2 separate regions of the Mus musculus genome follow, and region 1 is linked to region 2. Evidence: chromatin loops called from intact Hi-C (ENCODE). Cell type or tissue: left cerebral cortex. All regions are shown on one strand. Each heading gives the region's core, and the rest is flanking DNA. Links, peaks and the distances in the headings are about the cores only.

Region 1 (2,904 bases), core at 217-2,716, 1.4 Mb after region 2:
CGTTGGTGAAATGAAGACCCACGGAGCTCTTGGACCCGCAGTCGGAGACCTTGTCCCCAAGCCTGGCGGTAAAAGCAGTTTGAGTTTAGAGTGGTGTTTGTGACGTTTCTCAAAGCCGTGCCTCACGCCTTACGCGTCGCGCTTTTTTAAATCCTCCTTTGTTCGCGTCTACTTTTGTGGTTGTTGCCACAGCAAGGTCACCAGTTAGGGGACTGGAGCGCTGAGGGTTCCTGGAGAAAAGGACCAGCGGTGTCTTTTCACCAAAAGGTCCCGGAAAAACAAACTACTGGGAGGTGGAGGCTGATGCGCTGCATTGGTCTGCTTGGAGACTGCGGGCGACTTCGGAGTCACAGATATTCGTTGTCACCAAGGTATGTATTTTCTGGGCGACCCGAAAATACTCATTTCAGAATCCCAAGTTCTCAACTCCTTCGCGACTTCATTAAAGAAAGACCGAATGACACCGAGGGCATCCCTGTCGCCTCTTCCGGTTCCCACTGAGGCAGATAAAAAAAAAAAAAACGCCAGGAAGCGCCGGGGTCCACAAAACGTCTGGAACAACTACAGGTCTAGTGACAATGGCAAATCCTAGTTCAAGCTGAGCGGAGCTTGGCCTCACTGCGACCCAGGACAGGCGTGGATGAGCCGAGAGGACTCGTTCTTGAGACGTACTCGGGCGCGCGGGTCCTGCACTCTTCTCAACACGCAGCGACTTCACGGACCTCGACAGTGTCCAGAGAGACCACGTCCCGCCGGCCCGGAGCAACGCAGATCTTCTGGGAACAAATACATGTGGCCTCTCCTGAGCCACTGGTCCGGAATCCCGGACAGAAGTCTAGATAGCTTCCAGTAGAGAGGCGGGATCTGGTGGAGGCCTGCCACCCTCTGCGTTATCTAAATGGTTTTGACGAATGTATTCTGAAATTGATTAAAATTGGCAAGACTTCAAATAGTCACTTGTGGGTAAGAGGGAGAAGTGGGTGGCAGAACTCCGTCGCGGCCAGAGGACTGCTAGCAGTTTGTGCGTCGACCCAGACCGAGTTGAGGAATGAGTGAGTGCAAGGAGACATTTGTTGCTCTCGTACGGAATTTTTTTTTCTGCTGCTAAAAACTTTCTACTTCGAATAAGGTGGTTTGTAAGTTTTTACATCTTTTTAAAAAATCTTAAAATTTCGAAAAACAAGACGAAACTCTTAGTTGTCAACTTTGTCATCAAATATCTGTAGAGGTCGTAGAAGCAGCTCTTATGTCTGGCCGGTTAGCTCAGTTGGTTAGAGTGTGGTGCTAATAACGCCAAGGTCGCGGGTTCGATCCCCGTACGGGCCACATATGTTTTAGCTACTATGCTTTGCCTTCAAAATAAAAGATGAAGCGAATGTGGCATAGATCTACTCTGTATAGCTGTGTAAGGCATACCAACCTTGACTGTGTTTCTTTTTGGTTGCTCTGTGCCGTCTAGTTGCGTTCTTATTTTGTGGTTTAGTGTCCTGAAAGCACACTTCATAGTTCGTAGAGAACCACAAGGAATCAATCTGGAAGCAGTGGGAAATAGCAGTGAGTACCTGGGTCTTTCTCCATGCCACGTTTCCACAGTGTGCCTCCTCTCCAGTCACACTCACTTTACACAGACTTCCTGCAAAGCTGTGTGCATTAGAAGGCTGGGTAATGCTACCAGGAAAACCCAGTCCTGGCCTCTGCCTGTGCCTTCATTTCTGTTTTCTGCCTTCTGTTAATCTAGAGACACTGAACGGGGGAATGTCGGGTTCAGAACCCCAAGTCCTTCATCAATGTCCAGCTGCTTAGTGGGGTCCAAAGGATCTTCCAGCCGAGATCTTTCCGAACAGTTTTCTGAACCTGAGTTTTGTGCCTCCCAGCATTCCCAGGGAGCCTAGCAGAGGTCTGTGTTTTGGAGTTTACAACGATCCATTTAGTGAGCTTCTCCGTTACATTATAGAAGGCGAAGTAATGTTAAGTCAGATGTTTCAGATAGTTCTCCGAACTTTTGTTAGTTCTTTAAAGTGCTATGGATTGAATTAGGGCTTTATACATAGGCAAGCACTGTGCCTCTAAGCCACAGCCTATTACTTGGGTACTTTTAAAAGTCTATACAGTGAATTTGAGAAGTGTGCAGGCAAAACAGTGTGTATTGTGCTCCCAAAAGGCACACAAATCTGCGAGAGGCATGCTTTGTCCTCTCTGAGCAGTGGTTGTGATGCCCCAAAATCAGGATGAAGAGTACAGCCAAGAAGTACAAAGGCGGTGGAATTCTGAAAGGTTGGATTCAAAAGCAATGGGAGTGGGGTGTCTTAAGACATGGGAATTTCCCTTGCACTCATCTGAGATGAATAACACAGTGAGCCAAAGTCAGAAGTTGAATGGACAGAACAAGTTTTAAGGGATGTTTCTAAGAGTACAGTTAATGAAATCTTAGCTTTTCAGGAGACAGAAAATAAAAATAGTCACAGCTTTCTTCTACAACAGGGAAAAGTTGAGGTTGCACAGAACATTGTCCAGTTCACTGCTGATTCTAATCTCAACGCTCAGGTCTCCTCTACTGGCTTCCCTTGGCCTCCTGATCCTGGGAACCTAGGAGGAGAGTAATAGGAATCTGTTTCTCCCTAATGTGACATTATGTAAGGGGGGGTGGTGGTTCTGGAGGGCCCTCTGTAGGGTCTGCCTTTGCCTATCCTTGGCTCTGCTGTGTCCCTTTTTCTGACATGTAATCACAGTCTCTCAGTTTTTGTTACTGTTTTTGTTTTGTTTTTAAGTGTCCATCAATGTCTCTGAAATTGTTTAATCTTGAAACATTGCAAGCAGAGCAGCAATTGCACGATGCAGTTCAGGCTTCAGTTGTTAGCTGAGTAAAGACAGGATGACTTCACATTTGGTTTTGTGCCTTAACCA
Region 2 (2,904 bases), core at 260-2,759:
ATTTAGATACACAAACTCCCCACTACTTTTGTACATGTGATGCATGAGTTTTTAATCTGCATCATTTTTGTTTCTTTTCTGTAGTTTAGAAACTACATCCTGTATTTTTTGCCCGGCAACTACAACATTGAGTCACTGAAATGCAATCCCATATTTAGGGAGATTTCTCTGGCCATGGTGTAGAAGTCAGACTGCACAGGTGAAGTACAAGCTTTGAGACCGAAGAAGTCTGGGTTCCAGCAGCAGTGTGTGGCACCTCTGTCAGGACCACAGAGTAAGAAGTAGAGAATGGGAAGATTGAAAACTTGTTCAAGTTGCAAGTGTGTAAGACTCGGTGCTTGACAGGACATCCAGACAACGGGAAAGAGGCACAAGGCACAATCTCTAGCCCAGTGAGAAAGGCTAGTGATATTCTAAGATAGAATACAGGAAGCACAAGGAAGGAGGGTCCATTTTATGTTGAGAGTAGCATAGGAGGTGGCTGTTTACTTGCTCCAGTCAGACACTTTTGCAGTTACAGAAGGTCAGCTAGTTGTGACCATGAGTTCAGACCATCTTTAAGATGCTTCGGTTTGGGAGTTAGGTGGGTCACTTACAGAAGCCAAACTCAGTGCATGTCTGGTACAACCACTGCCGGTCCCCCACACCAGACACTTGCGGTTCGGTGTTGCTCAGCTGTGCCACTGTCTCTGCCCGGGAAAAGCTTAAACACTTCTGTCCCATGCTGCGCAAGACTATCTAGAGGAGAATACATACATGAACGTATAGGTTCACCCATTTATATATAGCTGCATGTTCCCTCTTCTCCTAGTAAGCCAGGGCCACCGGCATATAGTAGGACTACAGGTAAAGCATGAGGAGAAGGGTAAGTTCTTGAGGGTTTTCTGGGTGTTAGTAGTCAGTGGACATCCACCAGAGGGGGTCCTTGTAACCCATGTCCTAGGTTTTATCATCTGTGAGATCCCAGGCAAGAGGCAACCGTTCTACCTGTTCACTCTTCTGTAAGTGGGGTATTAATAGTGGCTTTCACCTGAGAAACTAATGAAATAAATTTTGCGACATGTTCTTAAAGAACCTTGTCCAGAATTAGAGCAGGAAAAGTGATGGCGAAATTTTAACTGTAGAACGGGTGTGAGTGTGTGTGTGGGGGGGGCACTCCTTAAGTCTAATCTCAGAACTCCCTAACACTTCAGTCATAAATACTGTTGTGCACTAGCTGTTTGCCAGACACTGCTGCTGCCAAGACCACATAACAAGATAGAAGAGATAGTAATCTTGTGGTCTCTACATTTGTATACTGTGTGTTTAGCTCTTGGTTACTTAATAAGGTAATTTTACTATCAGCTGGATGAGACATGCAAGCCTTATTATTACAGATAAGGAATCTGAGGCGAAGAGGAGGATTTCGGTCGTCTGAACTCGGTGAAGGTGGACGCTCAGCTTTGGCCCATTAGTCTCTGGCTTACAAGCGCGTCCGGGTGGCTTACCTGTACAGCCCGGCGAAGCCCCAAGTAGGGCGTGGAGCGGCTGCGGTTTCCCCACTTCCCGAGCAGGAGACCGCAGAGCTGGCGCACGCTTAGCGGCGCTCCCGCCTGCCCGTCGTACTGCACGGTGCCGCCCACCAGCGCCTGCAACGCTCCCAGCAGCTCCGCCTGGTCTTCCGTAAGGTCCAGGGACCCGCAGGCGCCCAGTTCCTCCCTCAGCACAGCCTGAGCCGCCGGGCCTGCGCGCAGCAGCCGCTCCACCTCCGTGAAGGCGGTGGAGGCCGCCGCCAGACACTTCGGAAAGCGAGAAGCGACTTTCGCGGGGGGATCTTGATTTTCCTTCTTTGGAACTGCATCTTCTTGGGGAGGTTCCCAACCTCACTCCCTGTCCTCTAAATTTTCCCTCCCAGTGTCCCGCATCCTCCTTAGCTTCTGACTTTGACTCAGGTAGACAGAGTTCACTAGAGCTCCGCCCTCGATGACTCCACCCCTAACCCACCACGCCCCTCCTCGAACCGCCCTCTACTGGTTTCTCTTTAGCCCAGCCCTCCCTTCCCCTCTGATTTGGATCCCCACTCATCCCGACAGGGTCCCTCCTCTCTAGAAGCTTCCTCAGTTTTCAGTTCCAGCAGCTTGCAAAACCAGACTGCGTCCCTGGGCTAAGGTCTTGTGCAACCTGGCTGTCCTAAGGCTGGTCCCCATTCTGCCCTGATTTTCCCGAACTCTTTTGGTTCCCTCGCCTTCCTCCACACTCTACAACCCGCCTACCTCCAATGATCCTCCTATGGCGACTTGTGTCAGGCTTCTGGCCACCACCTGCGGCACGCGGGAAGGACGTCCGGAAACTGCAGGTTTGGGGGAGACCCCGTCCCCACCCCTGCCTCCTCCCCGCTGCCACTGAGCTCTTACCTGGTTATAGGCGGAGAAGTCCACTACAGCGCTCAGCGGTGCTGAGGAGGCGACGGCGGCAAAGACTAGGTGGGGGAACTACGAAAGGAGGAGCGTCAGCCTAGTACAAGAAGCGGTGCTTGCGCTCGGTGTCGCTCTCCGGCCCCAGTGATGTGCATGGCTAGGGAGGAGCGTGGTAGTACACTCGCGCTACCTCTGGTCGGGACCCTGCAGGCCGACTTCCCCAAACCCGCCCACCCGAGGAATTCTGAGGACCTTCAGCCGGGCCCAGGTCGCCAGCGAGCCAGCGTAGGAGCCTCCGAAGCAGATCCAAGGGCTGGAAGAAGACACATTGAGGAGGCCGGAGAGCGCCTGGCGAGCGGAAGCCACGTCAGCCAACCTGCAAAGGAGCCAAAGTCGAACCTTACACTCCTGGGGGCCACTGTGTAGAATGATACCAAAACCTAAGCTGGGCCCAAGGTTCCTTCCGGTAACTCTCTCTGCCTAGGCCAAGGGAGAAGGCCCACCCATT

What was found. Peaks named below come from ENCODE experiments on the same cell type or tissue, not always from the same donor. Only the 100,000 strongest peaks of a DNase experiment are listed, where the experiment ranks them.
Region 1: a loop joins it to region 2, with 1.8 times the contacts of the local background. A loop is called at or near these places in 1 of 42 quality-filtered maps.

The regions. Positions count from the first base shown.
Region 1 is chr13:23,395,808-23,398,711 of GRCm38, forward strand. It overlaps n-TIaat3 (a tRNA gene), which reads left to right and starts at 1,253; the gene lies at 1,253-1,326. In left cerebral cortex, for the core only: no CTCF peak of the experiment used is centred there; a DNase peak (open chromatin) is centred at 1,297; H3K4me3 peaks cover 718 bases.
Region 2 is chr13:22,004,495-22,007,398 of GRCm38, forward strand. Prss16 (protease, serine 16 (thymus)) reads right to left here. Exons shown (of 12, transcript NM_019429.2): 5 at 2,649-2,772; 6 at 2,394-2,471; 7 at 2,253-2,300; 8 at 1,488-1,778; 9 at 597-738. Among named protein-coding and RNA genes, the nearest start is that of Prss16, 3.8 kb to the right of the region's middle. In left cerebral cortex, for the core only: no CTCF peak of the experiment used is centred there; DNase peaks (open chromatin) are centred at 1,704 and 1,926; H3K4me3 peaks cover 1,497 bases.